Linked DNA regions of Homo sapiens: region 1 is linked to region 2. Evidence: chromatin loops called from intact Hi-C (ENCODE). Cell type or tissue: PC-3. All regions are shown on one strand. Links, peaks and the distances in the headings refer to the core of each region. The heading gives the core; the rest is flanking DNA.

Region 1 (9,086 bases), core at 711-8,710, 53 kb before region 2:
TGCCCGGCCGCCCCTACTGGGAAGTGAGGAGCCCCTCTGCCCGGCCACCACCCTGTCTGGGAGGTGTACCCAACAGCTCATTGAGAACGGGCCATGATGACAATGGCAGTTTTGTGGAATAGAAAGGGGGGAAAGGTGGGGAAAAGATTGAGAAATCGGATGGTTGCCGTGTCTGTGTAGAAAGAGGTAGACATGGGAGACTTTTCATTTTGTTCTGTACTAAGAAAAATTCTTCTGCCTTGGGATCCTGTTGATCTGTGACCTTACCCCCAACCCTGTGCTCTCTGAAACATGTGCTGTGTCCACTCAGGGTTAAATGGATTAAGGGCGGTGCAAGATGTGCTTTGTTAAACAGATGCTTGAAGGCAGCATGCTCGTTAAGAGTCATCACCACTCCCTAATCTCAAGTACCCAGGGACACAAACACTGCGGAAGGCCGCAGGGTCCTCTGCCTAGGAAAACCAGAGACCTTTGTTCACTTGTTTATCTGCTGACCTTCCCTCCACTATTGTCCTGTGACCCTGCCAAATCCCCCTCTGCGAGAAACACCCAAGAATTATCAATTAAAAAAAAAAAAAAAAAAAGAACGTACTTTTCTACCTGTGTACGGGTCGGATGGGGGTGTTTTTCTTTTCTTTTCTTTCTTTTTTTTTTTTTTTTGGTGCCACATTGTCCAGCCTGTGCTTCTCTCTTTAGCTGTGGTCGCCAGGGGCATGCGTGGCAGATACCCACTGACAACATTTCCCTGTTCCAAGTGATGAACACAAACCCTTCAAAAGGAGCGTCCCCTGGACTCTTGGAAGGAAACTGACACCCCACCAAAATTTCTGGGCCTTCCAGGAAGCGACCTTGCTTTGGTAGCCTCCAGGCTGAGGCCGCAGCCTCTCACTGGCCTGTCCTTCTTAGGGGTGGGCCTGGGGGCTCGTGTGTAGCTGCAGCCTCCTCTTGCTGGGGCCTCCATGGCAGTTGGGATGCAAAATCCATCTACCCTTTCTCTGCTTCCTTATTTTGAAAGTGAAGCATGGATACTCAAACATCAGGAAGCAGTCAAGACCTCCCCCCTTCCCTGCTTCAGACTCTATAGAATGTAAGGAATCAATGGGCGTGGGCAGCTCTTGGCCCTTCTCCCTGGGTCTATGATGCTCCCAGACGTCCGGGAACCACTTAGTGAATATTCCTCTGTCCATGGTCCCAGCCACAGAACCTGGGAGGGAGAGGCCAGGGCTGTCTCGCAGGTTCTCACTCAACTGGATCTTTTCAGAACTCTTGTAATTACTAACGGGTGGGGTATTTAAAACAAGATGAAGTTACTATCATTTTCTTAATATAGGAGGCCGGCGCCCACGCTCCGTCAGTTGGGATTAAATATAGAAATGGGGGCATCTCAGATTGCCGCCCACAGAACAGACAGCGGCACACGGGCTCCGAGCTGTGAACTGCCGCCTTGGGTTTGCAGGCAAGCCTGACCCAGTCACGAGCAAGGCCTTGGGAGAAGAAAATGAAGCCTTATTTTTAAGCCAGTTGACAGATCAATACTTAAAAACAAAAAAACACAAAACAAAAACCTATAAGCAGTTAAATGTTACAATTAAAAATACCTTTGGTACCTAACGTGTATACATTAGTGGCCAAGAAAGTCTTTTTTTTTTCCCCGTAATTCTTGAAATAAATGCAGCTCCAAGGACGGCGGGTCCTACAATTTTGTTGTCATCTTTTAAATTACAGATCTTGGGAGATGAGGACTGCCTGCGGTGGACTGTAATGTGCCAAAGTTATTTTCCAACGTTGGCAGCACCCGTTGTGCCTGCGGTGGGGGAAATTGATGAGGCTTTTCAGTAGGAACCTGGAAAGAAGCATCTTGGAAAAAACTTAGGCACTCGATATTTTAAATACAGCGGAAGAAAGTGAAAGGGAGACAGTGGCTTCCAGCGTCAGAAGCGGGGTGGCTCCCTCTGGCAAGGCAGGGGCCCAGGTGGACAGTGGTGGCAAGAAAGGCAGTTGTGAGGAAGGCACTATGTTTTTCTGGGTTGTTTTCTTAAAATTTAGTTTTCTCAGTTAACACATTGATTGTAGTGTCTTGTGTGTGCTGTCATAGACACAGGCATTGTGTGGTAGCAGTCTTTACACGCAGGACACGATGGGCACGTGGCTTTCTAATGATCTCACTTCTGCAGGGACCATCTGACCTCATTGCTCTCTCTCGGTGGCAGGTAACCAGCAGGCTTGGCACGAGGCCCTACAACAGGATGCCCAGGGTTGTGTCTCGCCGGTAGGAGAGGGCTTGTGATCAACAGTGGTTGATTAAAATCTCAGTTTTTATGAGATCACTTTCCTTCCCTCTAAGTAGCCAGCAGAGTTCAGCTGACACACAGACCATGGTTTTTCTATGTTTTTCTCAAGCCCACTGGATCGACACTAAAAAGTGCATTTGTGAAAACACAGACTGGGGTGGGTGGAGGCTGAGGCACTGGTTTTTCGCCAGGTCCGTCTTCTCGGGTGGGTTTCTGCTCCCGCCTCTGATCCTGCTGCCTCAACACCTGCAGGGACTGGGAGCCTTCGCTGTCGCAAGGCCAAACGCTTGGTTTTTGGACCGTTCTAAGTGTTTCCCCGAGAAAGGTTATCTCCTGAGTCGTAAAGTTGGCCTTGAGTTGGCCCAGGATCCTACTATGACTTCTCTGGGAGGTGCAGATGACCTGAAGTGGACAAAGATCCTTCCAGATGAGATCCTTTGGGAGCTCAGAGCCCTCCTGCCTGCTGCCCTGGCCAGTGTCCATGAGGCCAGCCCAGGTCTTGAAAGACCTCCTTGTCTGCCAGAGTCAGGATGCTACACCGTCCTGATTTCCCACCGCTCGTGAGTCACTGTTCCGGGTCCTTAGAATAAAACTCCAGGTGTGGGGTATAATCTGATAATAGACACACATGGTGGGATTACGACAGCCCCCCTGGCCTGGGCCCCAGAATAGCACTGACTCCATCCACCAGTCTTGGCCTTTTCCATCGTTAGTATAAAGTTGTTGTTTCATAGCAGGTCTGCCGCTGATCTAAACTCTGCGTGGTTTCCCAGGCCGGTGCGTGTGTGCTGGCTGCTGGGGCTGGAGGAGGCTGTCCCTGTAAATGTCACCGTCCAGCTCACACAGCAAGATCATTTTGAGTGTGGGCTTGGTTTTTTGGCCGGTCATCAAGCTCACCTGGCTTTGGGGTTTCTGGGACCGGATGAGCTTTTCCTGCCCTCATCTGTGACTAATTCTTGACGCAAATTGTTGCCTGAAGGAGCCACATACTTTGTGGCTGGGGCAGCTTGCTTGGGCTGGTTGTGACCTGTTAGTCAACCTGCATTCATTCATTGATTAATTCATTCATTCAGCAACCATTTCCTGAGCACCAGATGCCAGCTCTGTGTTGGGTCAGGGACACAGGGACAACGAGGCAGGTCCTCACCCAGTGCAGGCGTCCATGTCACATCATGCAGTGTGGTCTGGGGGTGCCGTGTGGAGCCTGCAGGAGCATGGGGGTGGTGAAGAGGGTATTCGCACACCAGGCACTCAATAGCCGCTCACATCTTCCCCTCGGGGTTGACTGTCACGTGCTTTGGATCCTGAGCGGTTTTCAGTAACATGAGGTCCCTTGTGGAGTCTCATACCAACAAGGTAGCCTTTTGGATAAATGGGGCAAACCCCGGTTTGAAGGAGCTGATTACAACTCCTTCCATTTATTCTCTCATTCTGCTTTTCAGGATGGAAGAACAAGGGGTTAATTGTAGGCACTTCCTAAGTTCTGAACATTAAATCCAACACGAACCCTTCCTTTCCCTCCTCCTTCCCCCACAGCTAAACCACCCTGAGTTGATGACACCAGCTGGTGGCCAGCACTGGACACTCTGGGTCTGTGACTTTGAACGCTCCTTCCTGCAATCATCTTGGGAAGAATTCCACTCTGGACTCGATGTCACAGGACAGGATGGGGAGGCAACATGGCATTGCCTCTGGTGGCCCAAGGTCAGGTCCGGTCCCATCCTACCCCTAGTGGTGTGACTTTGGAAGCGTGACTCTCCATGTGTCTGGTTCCTGACTTGTAGAATGGAGACAGGGAGGCTGCTGCCTCATCGGGTGTTGTCCAGTGAGACCCGGTGTTGGTCATTCTGTGTTTGTGGAGAGGGACCGGCCGCGCATCAGGATAGGGTGCTGTCCGGTGAGATTCCGTGTTTGTGGAGAGGGGAGGGGCCGGCCACACATCAGGATAGGGTGCTGTCTGGTGAGATTCCGTGTTTGTGGAGAGGGGAGGGGCTGGCTGCGCATCAGGATCGGGTGGGGTCCGGTGAGATTCTGTGTTTGTGGAGAGAGGCCGGCCACGCGTCAGGATCGGGTGGGGTCCGGTGAGATTCCGTGTTTGTGGAGAGGGCCGGCCGCGCATCAGGATCGGGTGGGGTCCGGTGAGATTCTGTGTTTGTGGAGAGGGCCGGCCTTGTGCATCACAGGATCGGGTGGGGTCCGGTGAGATTCCGTGTTTGTGGAGAGGGGAGGGGCCAGCTGTGAGTCATGGACTCAGGCTGCCTCAGTGAACAGACAAAGTTCACGGCTCATGGCACTGACTTTGCAGCCGAGTTCCTCTATGTGACATGCTGGGCCATGCCTGGCACCAGCTTCCCCGGCAATGCCAGCCGCTGCCCTCAGCATCCAGCTCACGGCCCCCAGCAGCATCAGGACCCTGTGTCCATGTGCTGTCCTGGCTCCTGATGCTAGGCTTTGGTGTCCCTTCCTTAAAACTCCTGCTTGTCCCTGGCTCATTTGTTCCTAGGAGGACCCTGACTAGCTGCTGGATGGCGACGTATCTCCCCCTGAGGAAGGCCACATATAGTGCACATTTGGTGATAAACTTCTCACATACTCCAGTTAACAATGTGTCTCCCCAGCACACACGGTCCTGCTGGAATCCTGCTGGCTCATCGTCATTCCTGTGCTCAGCTGTTGTCACTTCATCACCAGGTTGCCATTTTCTGAATATAAATGGTCAGCGTTTCATGGCAAATGCAGCTGGTCCTGGCCCCCATTGGAGGCTGACAGAGCTTCTGTTGGCTGCCCAGGGCAGTATTTAGAGTTGGTCTGTGGGAAATGCCGTGGAATTCCGTGGCACACCTGTGCTGGCTGTGTGTGTGAGTGGGACCACTAGTCCAGCTGTTGTGGTCACAAGTCAGTTTCTTTATGAGGCAGATCAACCTAGAAGAACTCAGTCTGTGGGCTGCAGCTCTGCCGCTACTAAGCCCCTTAAACACACGCACACACGTGCCCTACACACACACACACACACACACACACTTGCGCTCTCTCTCTCTCTCTCTCTGAAGCCATGACCTAGTACCTAGTCAGGAGGTGGCCGGGTGGGCCTCTCTGCCCTCTGTGTGTGGCGTCCGGTAAGGGGAGGCCGACTGTCCTCTGTGCCCTCTGTGTGTGGTGCCTGGTAAGGGGAGGCCGACTGTCCTCTATGCCCTCTGTGTGTGGTGCCTGGTAAGGGGAGGCCAACTGTCCTCTGGATCCCTCCTTTGCCCACCTGAGCCAAGTGTGTGGGGTTCTCAGCCAGCATGTTACCTGGTGTTCTGAGTTATTTCATTTTTCTTTCCTTTTCTGTTCAGCCTCCAAACCTCAGATCTGTCCCCAAAGCCCTAAATTAAATTAGTGTTCAGCTCAACAGATGTCCACCAAATCCCCACATCCCATGATAGCAGCTGCCATTGCTGGCAGCCACATGGTCATCCCATTTGCTCCTCAGTCACCTTGCCTGTGGGCGCCGTCACCTCCTCTGCCTGACAGACACTGAGCCCACGGCTCAGGGAGGGCAACCTGCCTGCCCAAGGTCACCCAGCCGGCAGTGGCGGAGGTGATGGGGACTCACTCCCAGCCAGGCTATGGCAGTGACTCTCACACTCTAGACGGGGACAGAGGGACTCAAGCCCCTCCAGGCATGGGCGATGGGGCAGGGGGATTCGCACCAGGCCTCATTCCAGACTCTGCTCCTGAACCACACTGTGGTAGGGGCCCACTCACAGGTGGGTGTGGTTAATTCAGAAGCTGAGGCTGCCCCCTCCAAGGAAGCCCTCGATATTGACACACGGATGATCCTATTCTGTTTTGTGTTTTCACTTCCTTGCCGTCCTGGGCTAGGGACCTGGCCCAACCGTCCTCTACCCTGTGAGGGCTGGGCTTGCTGGGCCTTTATGGAGGCCCCTTGCCATGGGAGAGAGACCAGGAGAGCCTGGTGGTGGCTTAGCCAACCTGCACCTTCTATTTCCAATAACAACATAAAACCACCTTGCAGAACTGTGAGAGCCAAGCCACCTGAAGCCCAGAGGTGCCCTGCCCTGCCTGGCACCCGGAGCGGCATCTTATTTGCCTGGGGGAGAAAATCCGCTGCCTAGGATTCTTTCCCTTGCCAAACAGCTATTTTCCCGGTATTTCACCTGCACTCTTTCTTCAGAATCGGACCTCCATGTGACTTAGGGCCTCCGTTGTTCATTTGAAAATGGGGATGCTGATTGAAAAATGGAGATGCACCTGGGCGCAGTAGCTCACACCTGTAATCCCAGCACTTTGGGAGACCAAGGCAGGTGGATCACTTGAAGTCAGGAGTTTGAGACCAGCCTGGTCAACATGGTGAAACCCCGACTCCACTAACAATACAAAAATTAGCTGGGCATGGTGACGGGCTCCTGTAATCCCAGCTACTTAGGAGGCTGACACAGGAGAATCGCTTGAACCCGGGAGGCAGAGGTTGCAGTGAGCCAAGGTTGCACCACTGCACTCCAGCCTGGGTGACAGAGAGAGACTCTTTCTCAAAAAGAAAAAGAAAGACGGGGATGCTGATGCCCCCAGCACAGGTTGAGCCGAACAGATGCCCCAGGTGTTTGAAAGGACAGGCGAAAGTGCAGCGAGCGTGAACCTGGCCCCTCCTCCCCTCACCTGTCCTACCTCATTTAGCAGCATCTTCTTATAGCTTCTGTGGGAAAAGTCATGGTAATAAAAACATAATGCTTTAATCAATAACACCCATGTCTCTGTTTTAGCTTTTTATTCTGGGAATGCTCAGATATACACAAAAGCAGAGTGTAGAGCATCCCAAGCCCCTGGGTATTCGTCTCCCAGCACCAGCAATGGGCAACACCTGCCCGTTCCTGCCTCACCTCTTTCCCACTGCGGTATTTCGAAGCAGATCCCAGATATTGTATCTAAAAGATAACTTCCTACCTTGAACACCCACAATAGCGCTATCACATCCTCCCAAACACACTTATAAGTCCTTAGTATCGTCGAATACCCAATCACTGTTCACATCTCGCCAGGTGCTCATCTTTTTCTCTAGTTGGTAGAGTCCAGATGCCCACAAGATGCGTGCCTCTCATTAGGTGGATGTGTTTCTTGAAGAATGGGGTCCCCATGGGGGGCGCTAGGTAGGAGCTGAGCAGCAGGGGGCCCTGGCTGGCCTCTGCTCGGGGCCCCCACTAATTCTGCTCTTTCCAGCTTCACCTGCTGGATGCTGTGGGCATTTGATTCCCACCCTAAACGTGACTGTACAAGTCTGGTTTTCGCTTGTGGGATGGAGTCTGGTTTTCTGCCTCTCTCTGGGTTTATTAGGAATCATTCTGTGTCCTTGGCTGGGTGCAGTGGCTCACACCTGTAATCCCAGCACTTTGGGAGGCCGAGGCAGGCAGATAACCTGAGGTCAGGAGTTTGGGACCAGCCTGGACAACATGGCAAAACCCTGTCTCTACTAAAAATACAAAAATTAGTTGGGTGTGGTGGTACACATCTGTAATCCCAGCTACTAGGAGGCGGAGGCAGGAGAATAGCTTGAACCTGGGAGGCAGAGGTTGCAGGGAGCTGAGATTGTGCCACTGCACTCCAATCTTGGTGACAGAGCGAGACTCCGCGTCAAAAAAAAAAATCATTCTGTGTCCTAGGGTGAATGTACATAACTTTCTAAAATTTCTAATAGGTATTAAGTTGGTTAATATCACTTTGCTGCTTTTGTAAGTCAAATATTGTTGACTATTGGCAATTTCATGTAGTTCAACCTAAGTAAAGGTACATTTTAAATTTTTAAGTGAAATAAGAGTCAGGAGCGGTGGCCTACTTTACTCCTGTAATCCCCACACTTTGGGAGGCTGAAGCAGGAGGATCACTTGAGCTCAGGAGTTTGATACCAGCCTGGGCAATATAGCAAGACCCCATCTCTGCAAGAAAATAAAAAATAAATTAAAAAGTTATGGCCAGGTGCGGTGGCTCATGCCTGTAATCCCAGCATTTTGGGAGGCTGAAGTGGGCGGATCATGAGGTCAGGAGTTCAAGACCAGTCTGGACAACATAGTGAAACCCCGTCTCTACTAAAAATACAAAAAATTAGCTGGGCATAGTGGCACGTGCCTGTAGTTCCAGCTACTCGGGAGGCTGAGGCAGGAGAATTGCTTGAACCTGGGAGGCAGAGGTTGCGGTGAGCGGAGATCGCGCCAGTGCACTCCAGCCTGGGCGACAGTGCGAGACTCCGTCTCAAAAAAAAAAAAAATTAAAAATTGAAATAATTGTAATATATGTGTTGTACCAGGGATGAGAACTGGGGGTGGGGGACCAGCATGTGCACAGTGGTGGTCCATCAAATAAGAGAGACTGAGTAAAAGCGGACATCTGCAGCCCGAGTATTCTCCAGTATTCTTTCAGTGAGTCTTTGTTTGTTTGTTTGATATAACAGCTGTACTGACGATGATCCACATACCACACATTTCACCTATTTAAAGTGTACTGGCCTGGCTCAGTAGCACGACTGTAATCCCAGCACTTTGGGAGGTGAGGTGGGCAGATCGTTTCAGTCCAGGAGTTCGAGGCCAGCCTGGGCAACATAGCAAGACCCCATCTACAACAATATTAGCCAGGTGTGGTAACATGTGCCTGTCATCCCAGCTACTTTGGAGGCTGAAGTAGGAGGATCACCTGAGCCTGGGGAGGTTGAGGCTGCGATGAGCTGAGATCACATCACTGTACTCCAGCCTGGGTGACAAAGTGAGACCCTGTCTCAAAAACAAAAATAAAGTGTACAAGTTGTTG
Region 2 (9,086 bases), core at 480-8,479:
CAAGGGCCCCTTCTCCTTGGCAGATACCCACCTGTCAGACCTGCCGTACACATGGGGAGACCGAGACTCAGGGGGAGCTTGTGTGATGGTGGGGGGTCCTGCAGGTGCCAGGCCGAGCCCTGTGCCCACAGGTGGTGAGCTTCAGCAGCCTGCGGGCCGACGCCTCAGCGCCCTGGATGGCACTCTGCGTGCTGTGGTGCTCCGTGGCCCAGGCCCTGCTGCTGCCTGTGTTCCTCTGGGCCTGCGACCGCTACCGGGCTGACCTCAAAGCTGTCCGGGAGAAGTGCATGGCCCTCATGGCCAACGACGAGGAGTCAGACGATGGTGAGGATGGCCTGAGAGTGGCCCCAGGGAGAGTGGCGTCTAGGTTAGGTCATTGGGGTTGGCAGGAAAACGGCTGTCAGGCAACGCCACTAAGGAGGTGACTTCATTCTCAACCACCAGACACCCCGTGTCACCCCCAAATGTACTTGAATGTCCAAGGGACCTAAGCCAGGTTCCCACAGGGCACTCTCCTATCTGGCTTGGCTGCCCCAGGTTCCAAGTAATGGGATGTTCTGGTTAACAGAGAGCAGGGTAGACATGTCTGCAAGTGCTCCAGCGGAGCTCCTGGGCTCACCCCCCAACCTCAGGGATCCCCAGCAAGCTGCCCTGGGGGCTCCTGCAGACCGAGGTCCTGTCTGGATACCGTTACCAGCAATCCCATTACCCTCAGCCCAGCCCGTGCTCTGTCCAGGCACTGCCAGCCCCTTGCGTGTGTTATTTAGTCCTCCCGAGGTCACCTCTGGTCCCACCCCATGTCCTAGATAAGGAAATTGTCTCAGTGAGTGACCTCCCTGCCCAGTCTCACAGCTAAAGGGTGGCATATTTGGGATTTGAACCCAGAACCCCTCCCATTCCCTTTTCAGCTAACCAGCCCCCTACCTTGTATATGTCTGTTGGGGGATCTCAGGGGGATCCCTGGGATTCCCTCCCAGATGCCCCCAAGTTTCCATGACCCTAAGGCTCTGCCCCCCCACCCACCCCCCACCCTACAGAGACCAGCCTGGAAGGTGGCATCTCCCCGGACCTGGTGTTGGAGCGCTCCCTGGACTATGGCTATGGAGGTGATTTTGTGGCCCTAGATAGGATGGCCAAGTATGAGATCTCCGCCCTGGAGGGGGGCCTGCCCCAGCTCTACCCACTGCGGCCCTTGCAGGAGGACAAGATGCAATACCTGCAGGTGAGCGCAGGGCTGGGGGAGAGGCCGCACCTGCGGGTGACAGGGTGTCCTGAGCTCCCCGAGGCCTCTCCACTCGGAGCCCATCTCACGCCTTCTGCAGTCGCAGGGGTGGCTGTCACCATCCGAGGACGGGCTGTCCAAAGGTCACACAGCTTGTGTGGGTGGGCCCCAACCGCCACCCCCATGGTCCCTGTCACATGAGTTATCTCCTGCCGGCTCAGTATCCTCAACGAGCGCCCTCCCCAACCGACCCCAGCTGTCTGACACAGCCCTGCGGCTCGAAGAGACTGCACCAAACCTCACAGCTCCCAGCCAGACTGCCCCAGCGCGCAGCCTGGTCCCTGACCCACGGAAGGCCTTTCCCCAGGGTGGAGAAGGGTTTGTCCCCGTTTCCCAGGAGGGCAGCTCGGGGTAAAAGCCAGCCGCGTCCTGACAGGTCCCGCCCACGCGGCGCTTCTCCCACGACGATGCGGACGTGTGGGCCGCCGTCCCGCTGCCCGCCTTCCTGCCGCGCTGGGGCTCCGGCGAGGACCTGGCCGCCCTGGCGCACCTGGTGCTGCCTGCCGGGCCCGAGCGGCGCCGCGCCAGCCTCCTGGCCTTCGCGGAGGACGCACCACCGTCCCGCGCGCGCCGCCGCTCGGCCGAGAGCCTGCTGTCGCTGCGGCCCTCGGCCCTGGATAGCGGCCCGCGGGGAGCCCGCGACTCGCCCCCCGGCAGCCCGCGCCGCCGCCCCGGGCCCGGCCCCCGCTCCGCCTCGGCCTCGCTGCTGCCCGACGCCTTCGCCCTGACCGCCTTCGAGTGCGAGCCACAGGCCCTGCGCCGCCCGCCCGGGCCCTTCCCCGCTGCGCCCGCCGCCCCCGACGGCGCAGATCCCGGAGAGGCCCCGACGCCCCCAAGCAGCGCCCAGCGGAGCCCAGGGCCACGCCCCTCTGCGCACTCGCACGCCGGCTCTCTGCGCCCCGGCCTGAGCGCGTCGTGGGGCGAGCCCGGGGGGCTGCGCGCGGCGGGCGGCGGCGGCAGCACCAGCAGCTTCCTGAGTTCCCCCTCCGAGTCCTCGGGCTACGCCACGCTGCACTCGGACTCGCTGGGCTCCGCGTCCTAGGACCGCCGGCGCCTCCCCACGGACGCCAGGCAGGCCAGGCCGCTCTCCGGGGCCGCAGCACCAAAGACGCCCGCCTCCGCCCCGCGCGCAGACATGCGCCACCCCTCCCAGGGGTGAGGGGGCGTTGGCCTCAGCGTTTGTCTTCCGGCTCCTCCCAGCTGGCCTTGTCCCAGGGGCGACGGCTGCCCCGGACGACTGCGCTGGGCACCGCATGTCCCGGGCCGAGTGAGGTCGGGCCTGGGGAGCTGAGTGACATCCCAAGCTTGGGCTTGGGTAGTGAGTGACATGTGCACACGTCCAGCTGCGCCATCACCAGCCCTGCGCAACAGGACGTCGGGAGCAGGGAACCTGAGACAGGGCCACTGCGGGATCGGACAAAGCCCCGCTTTGGAGAGGCTGAGCTGGAGCCATTGGCCTCCCCAGGGGCTTTCCACCCACACTGCACCATAACCGCCACACCCTTCGGGGGGGGGGAGGGTACAGAGGGTCTCTAAGCACAGGGGTGTTCAGAGCCCGAACAAGCTTTGATCAGGTTTCCCTGCTTCCGACCTGTCCTGCCTCAGTTTCCCCATCTGTGATGAGCAGGTGACCACGTTAACTCTCAGGGCTGTTTGAAGTCTCTTGGTTGTAGGCCCTCGCCACTGAGTGGCCCAGGTGTGAGAGGTAGTCTAGAGCCCTCTGCGGCCTTTGTGGAGGTCCGTTTTCAGCATGTGGCCTGGTGTGGCTCCCTAGGCCTGAGGCCTCCCACTCTCAGTGCCCCCTGCCCCCTTGGGAACCCACACTCCACCCCAGCTAAGCACAACACTGTGGACCACCACCAATGGCACCTGAGCCACCTTGACCACCATTAGTGTCCCCACCCTCATTACTCTGCCGTCGTTGCCTGTCCCCACCACATCATCTCCCTCCATGGCTCCCACCATGACGCTGGCAGGTGCAAGCGGAGAGCACGAGGGCAGCAGGGCCTGGCCTTCCGTGTCCCTGCGTCATCCCCAGCCTCACTCCCCACCCGTGCAGGCCTGGCCAGGAAGGGATCCTGGCAGGGGCTTCCAGGTTCTCAGCTCAAGGCCTGGTCCCGGGCAGGCGTCCAACCCCTGGGAGCAATGTATTTCTTTGCCTTCCATCCTGGGCAGACCCCTTACAGGCCTGGGCATTGCCATGGGCCCTGGGTCTTCCCAGGCTAAGGAGAACCAGGAACAGCTATAACCTTGAGCTAGTGAAATAGGGTAGATGAGAAGGCTGTCTCCTCCAGACCCCTACCCCTACACAGTGGCCCCACAATATGAAGACCTGGGGTAATTCCAAGGTGAGCATAGAGCCTGCCTGTGCCCAGTTCCTTCTGGCCCTCAGGTGGCCAAGCCCATCTCTTCATCCTTCAGATAGGGTCCCACTCCCAGAAGAAGCTGCTGGGGTGGGGGTGGGAGGCTGCCTAAGCCTGTCTGTGCTTCAGAGGCCCCTCCAGTCCCTGGCTGTGGGGTAACTGGGGGTATGAGCTGTGGCCACAGGTGAGCAAGGCAGGGAACTGCAATCCAGCCCTGGCCGCGGGAGGGGCCATCTCTGGCCAATGCTGCTGTGCCTTCAAGGACTGACAAGTTACGTAGGGGCAGAGGTCGCCAGCTAGCCAGTGTCTCCTCCATCTGGGGGGCGTCTGTCCACTTGTCACCTTAGGTTTTCACTCATTTGTCACCTTGGGGTTTTGCTCTGTGTGTTTCATATCCAACGGCAATACTTGCAGGGGGACAGAGTCCTCTAAATACTCCAATCCTGCGGTTTTTACAAACATAAAGGGGGAGACCCCAAGTGGAGGACCCTGGGCCTGGAGCTCCCTCCCAAACTTTGTCCAGCATCCAGCCTGTTCCCTGGGCTCACTGGGGAGGGAGTTGTCTTCATAGCACACCCAGAGCCAGGGATCCCTTTGTAGTTTTTTGACAACGGAGCATTTCTCTTCTGTACAGGACCCAATAAAAACTTCCTTATGATTTGCACCTGGCATTCCAAGGCTGGTTTCGTAGAAAACCCTTCTACAACCCCACAGCAGGGCTGGCCAGCTGCCCTTAATGTCTTCCTCTGGAACCTGAGTTCTTCTGGTAGTGTGACATTTTTGGGGGGTTGGACTTGCTCTCTGTCTTCAGACAAATGCTCAGGTCCCACCAGCGAGTGAGGAGTGAGATGGTCCTGGAGTAGCAACAGGATGAAGCAGTGGGGTGGGCTCCACAGCCCACCAGTGGAGGAAAGGCCCTATTAGCCCAGGTGGCAACCCCTGCCCCAGGGTTGGCACCTGGGGCTGCTAGTCACCGTGAGCTTGACTGAAGAGACAGAACAGGGCAGGGCAATAGGAGCTGGGCCTAAGCTGCTTGGGACTTGTCGAGCCCCTGTCCCCCCGCGCGCCCGCCCTGGAGTTTGGAGGAAGGACCTTTGGGTCTGCAGTGCAACACCGCCACCTGGTGGACTGCAGAGGGATTTGTCCTGGCCTCTACCCCACCCCACACCGCGGGAAGCAGACCGGAGAGGCCACCCTGGACGGCGACAGCCGGGACTCCCACCCTCGCCCCAGCTCCAGCGAGCCCATTAGGTGCGACAGTGGAGCTGGGTTTTTGAAGGACCGTGGGTCCTTCTCCACGCGTTTGGACCAGGACGGGTTTAGTGCCCTGCAGGTCAGGGCCGCCCAAAAAGAGAAGAGCTTCTGTAGAAAGTTGGTATTTGTGGTTACAAAAGATGCACCTAACTAGGCATCGCAGGGGTGGGAGACATTAGACCTCTGGTGTCCTCTTGATACCGACTTCGCAGATTCGCGCTGGCTTTATTCTGAATTACAAGGTGTCGGGAGAGGGTGCCAGGATCTCTGACCCCACAACCCAAGCTGCCCCTCGCTGGCCCGGACTCCTGGGCCAGAAGCCCAGGGGAAGAAAATCTGACTTGAGAGCCTCCCACCACCGAAGTCCGTGCGCAGCAGTGACCTCATTATGGACCAATAAAGTGGCGCAGCGCGCTCCGAGAGCCGTCCAGGGATTGGATTCTCCGGCAGCCCTAGGGATCTGGAGCTGCGGGGTCTACGGGGTCCGGGCTTGGAATGTGGGCCAGGGTCTTTGTCGAGCGGAAGGCGTTCCCCTCTCCCACGAGAGGCACCGGGTTCACTTTTGCAGCCTTCAAGCTGGTGCCACCAAGCAATGGGTCCCTTCCAGGAACCGCGTGGGCGGGGCGTCCGGTTGGGGCGGTGCATCTTAGGGGCGGGGCTTCTGAGAAGGGTGGGCCTCGGGGAATGCGCCAGCCCGGTGGGCAGCACCGCTTGCGAAGGAGGTCCTTGGAAGTCAAGAGGATCCCGGGTTGGGGGAGGCTGGGGGCCCCTTGCCGGCGGGGCGGGGCCAGGCGCGCTTTGTGCCGGTGGGAACCGGGCGCCCGCGGTCCGCTGAATGGTCCGGGGCGGGGCAGCGATTCTCCTCGCTGCGAGGGGTCAGCTCTGCGCTGTTGCCAACTGCGACATTCCCACCGCTGCGCGGCAACCGGGCGGGGGTGGGGGCGGGCGGGTTGCCCGCCAGGGGTCCCTGGGAAAGGGGCGCAGCCCAGGACACCCCCTCCCAGCCCCTCCGGAGGATGGGCGGAGAGCGAGCGGTCCGGCGTGTGTAGGTGGAGCTAGAGTGGGGGTGGATTATGCCCAGACGCGCAGACCCAGTCCGGCAGGGCTGGGGGTATTTCCCTGCGCTTGCGGGGTGCGCGGCCCTCTCCAAGCCACCCCCGCCCCACGACCAGAACGGACGACTGGGGGGTCCTGGCAGTCACTGTGGGCGTGCTGAAAATAGTCCCTGTGTCGCGAGACCAAATAGGGAGCGCCTTCAGTTCAGGTCATCCCCGGGGCTTCCCCAGGGCCGCCACACGCGCAGGCCCAGCCCGGGACTCTCGGCGCAGCGACTCGACGCTGGCTGCGGCGGGGGGACGCTGGCGGACGAGCCAGGGAGACTTTCGGGGAGGAGGAGCAGGGGTGGTGGGGACCGCGGGCCGCCGGCGGCCGGAGCAGGAGCCCAGACGGCAGGGGTGCAAGGGCGGAACAGCGCGGGCGCCTCCTGGCCCAACCCGGCGCTGTCCATGGTGCTGCCGGCGGCGCTCTCGGGCACCAGGGGGCAGCGCAGGCCGCTGCCGACCTCATCTCCGCGCCGAAGGAGCTGGCTCACGCCGGGCAGGCAGCTGCGGAAGCCCGACGGTTGCTCGGCTCCCCTGGGCACAGGCCAGAGCCCTGTGGGGAAGAGCGGACGCGAGAAACAGGGAGGGGAAGAGAGGGAAGGGGAAGGGGAGGGGGAGGGAGAGGAGGGGAAGGGGGAGGGAGGGGAGGGGAGGAAGGGAGGGAGGAGAGGGGAGTGGAGGTGGAGGGGAAAGGAGGGAGGAAGCGTGTTGAGGAAGGGAAGAGGAGGGCGGAGGTCAGACGACCCGAACGTCTCCCCCGGGGTCCAGACCTACCACCCAGATTGCAATCGCACAGCCAGCCCGGGCTTTACTGCTCCTCCCTCGCCCCCTAGCGAGCTGGGGCCCCCTCCTCACCAACTGCACCTGCCTCCGAGTTGTCCTCTTTATATTTGCTGTCTTGCCATGTTGCCCAGGCTGGTCTCAAAAGCCCGGGGTCAAGCGGTCCTTGAGGTATCCCTCTTTATTTGGCCTTGTGCATCCCTGGCTCTGATCCCACAAGCCTCCCCCTCCTCCCTCCAGCCCTCCCCTATACCTTGCAAGGAGTTCTGAAGGCTTCTCATGTACTTCACGCTCAACTCCAGGATGTCGGCCTTCTCCAATTTGCGCTTCCGGATCTACCCGACCATGGAAAGGTCTATTAGACCGGCCTCCCGAGGTGGAGAGAGGGAGGTTGGGATCGTATCACCCACCCACCCCCACCCCGCCTGAGTCTCACCTGGTGCGAGTAGTGTTTCTCCAGCAGCGACTTGAGCTGCTCCAGTGACACATTGATGCGTGCCCGGCGCTTTTTCTCCATCAGCGGCTTGGAAATCTGCAGATGAACAGCCTTTAGAGTGCAGGACTGCCACCCTCCTGCCCTCGGCACCCCCCCACACCTCCCGGGGAAGGGTGCCTGCCCCTAGTCCCTCAAGACCCCAGACCTTTCGGAAGTTGCCGGGGAGGCTGCCCCGGGCAGCAGGCTCCGTGCCCATGTTGCAGTCCATGCACCAGTGCGAGGCAGCGCCGCCTTTATAGGGACCCTCGTTTACATGTCAATGAGGCCCTCTGGACTCTAGAAACCTTGAGGAGGAGGGGACCGAGGGAGGACGCACTGGGAAGCTCCCCACCTCCTTCCCTCAGCCCCCTCCCATAGCCTAGGCTTCCTCTCACCTTCAGGACCCCCCCTGTCTCCCGAGGGACCCCCCCCTCCCCTTTATCTGTCTTTTCCTTATCTCTCTGGCCTCCACCACTTCCCCAGTCTGAGGACCCCTGCCATGCCCACCCCCTCCATGCCCATCCTGTCCCAATCCCCGTAAGTTCTCCAGTCCCACTTGCCAAGTCCTTGATACCCTGGAGTGCAAGCATTCCAGGGGTCACCTACTGGGGAGGTACATGGGCCAGCTGGCCACAGGCTGCCTCACTGACTATGACAGGGCTCTGGGCTCCCTCGGGACTGATGAAGATGCCAAGGCGACGCCTCTTTATGCACTTCATGCTCTGGTTATACCCGCAACGCCGCATTAGTTGCCCTAATGTCGGGACAATGCAGCAATTTTCTGCCTGTGGCTGCTCAAAGCCAGGCACAAGCTGAGCCCGCGGGGGCCATGCAGCAGCCTGTGTCCCATTAAAGCATGCAGCCCACCCGCGGGGCCACAGCCAGCCTCATCCTTGCTGGGGCCTTGGGATTGGGAGGGGTCCTGGTGAGGGTGCAGCCTGGGTCCTGTGTTCTCTGACACTGCTAGGATCCAACGCGGACTTCCCACAGGAGGCAGGTGGGGTGAACACGGCTGCCTCTCCCTTCCTTACAGCCCTGGGCTTCCAGGCTGGGTGGCTTTGGTGGTAGACCCTGTCCCCATGGAGAAGCACTAGAAGTCTACTCCCATGAGCCTGCTCTCAGCTCCACGCACAGGTGGTGGTGGCAGGAGACCACTGACATTCTGGGAAGAGCTCCAGGCCACACTTCGAGAGATCCAGGGCCCGCACCCCAATCTATGATTCAGACTACGGCGGACCCAGTGGAGGAGGCGCCTGGAGCACTTGCCCCAGGATGGGCTAGGCCTACAGCAAGGCTCTGGGGCCATCCCCCTGGTTGGACTCCAGGAGGCTGAACTGTAGCTGCTGTGATGGACAGGAAGGCTGACCTCCAGGAAGTCCCTGGGTTCAAACCTAGACACCTCCCATGGGCCCTCATGGCTTTAGTTTTTGGGGCTTGTAAAATTATATTCTGAACAATGCAGCCCCCATTGCTTCTGAGGGTGACAGGGAAGTCGCAAAAATTCTGCAGCTGAGCCCTGTGGCAGAGGAATGAACAAACCGGCTTCTGTGTAGGGACTCAGGGTGGGGTGCGCCCCCCAGCTCTATCAAGCCAGGGCATCTCCCCCCAGCCCGCCCCCGCCTACCCTTCCCAGGATAGCGGCGTTCCCAGGCGCCAAGCAGCGTGGAGAATCGCGCCACGCCCTCCCCCTTTCAGGCCGAGGCAGCGGCAACAGCAGCTCTGGGGCTCTGTCCAGCCCGGACCGCAGGGCCCGCGGGCCAGATCCGGGCCGACCCGGGCCTGGGAGGGCGGCGGGGGCCGAGACCAGGCGGCGGGCGCTGGCACGCGCCGGG

The links. Hi-C counts contacts between places; a loop is a spot of excess contacts. Peaks named below come from ENCODE experiments on the same cell type or tissue, not always from the same donor. Only the 100,000 strongest peaks of a DNase experiment are listed, where the experiment ranks them.
Region 1: it touches region 2 in a loop (6-fold over the local background); 2 of 110 quality-filtered maps call a loop at or near these places.

Annotation. Positions count from the first base shown.
Region 1 is chr1:6,295,892-6,304,977 of GRCh38, reverse strand. The region is part of intron 6 of ACOT7 (acyl-CoA thioesterase 7); the gene reads left to right. Among named protein-coding and RNA genes, the nearest start is that of GPR153, 39 kb to the right of the region's middle. RefSeq lists an enhancer at 2,567-3,766. In PC-3, for the core only: a CTCF peak has its summit at 4,003; DNase peaks (open chromatin) are centred at 2,227, 3,227, 4,167 and 4,477; H3K4me3 peaks cover 1,995 bases; H3K27ac peaks cover 7,543 bases.
Region 2 is chr1:6,242,576-6,251,661 of GRCh38, reverse strand. It overlaps HES3 (hes family bHLH transcription factor 3), which reads right to left and starts at 7,483. Exons shown (of 4, transcript NM_001024598.4): 1 at 7,421-7,483; 2 at 7,216-7,311; 3 at 7,033-7,114; 4 at 6,084-6,552. The coding sequence starts at 7,296. The coding sequence ends at 6,155. GPR153 (G protein-coupled receptor 153) reads left to right here. Exons shown (of 6, transcript NM_207370.4): 4 at 132-324; 5 at 1,038-1,222; 6 at 1,659-4,309. The coding sequence ends at 2,324. RefSeq lists enhancers at 1,438-1,979, 6,788-7,345 and silencers at 2,321-2,390, 5,487-5,786, 5,907-6,046, 6,197-6,356, 6,200-6,551. In PC-3, for the core only: CTCF peaks have their summits at 4,556, 4,756 (motif pointing left), 6,212 and 6,413 (motif pointing right); DNase peaks (open chromatin) are centred at 4,741 and 6,451; H3K4me3 peaks cover 1,613 bases; H3K27ac peaks cover 2,229 bases; H3K27me3 peaks cover 686 bases.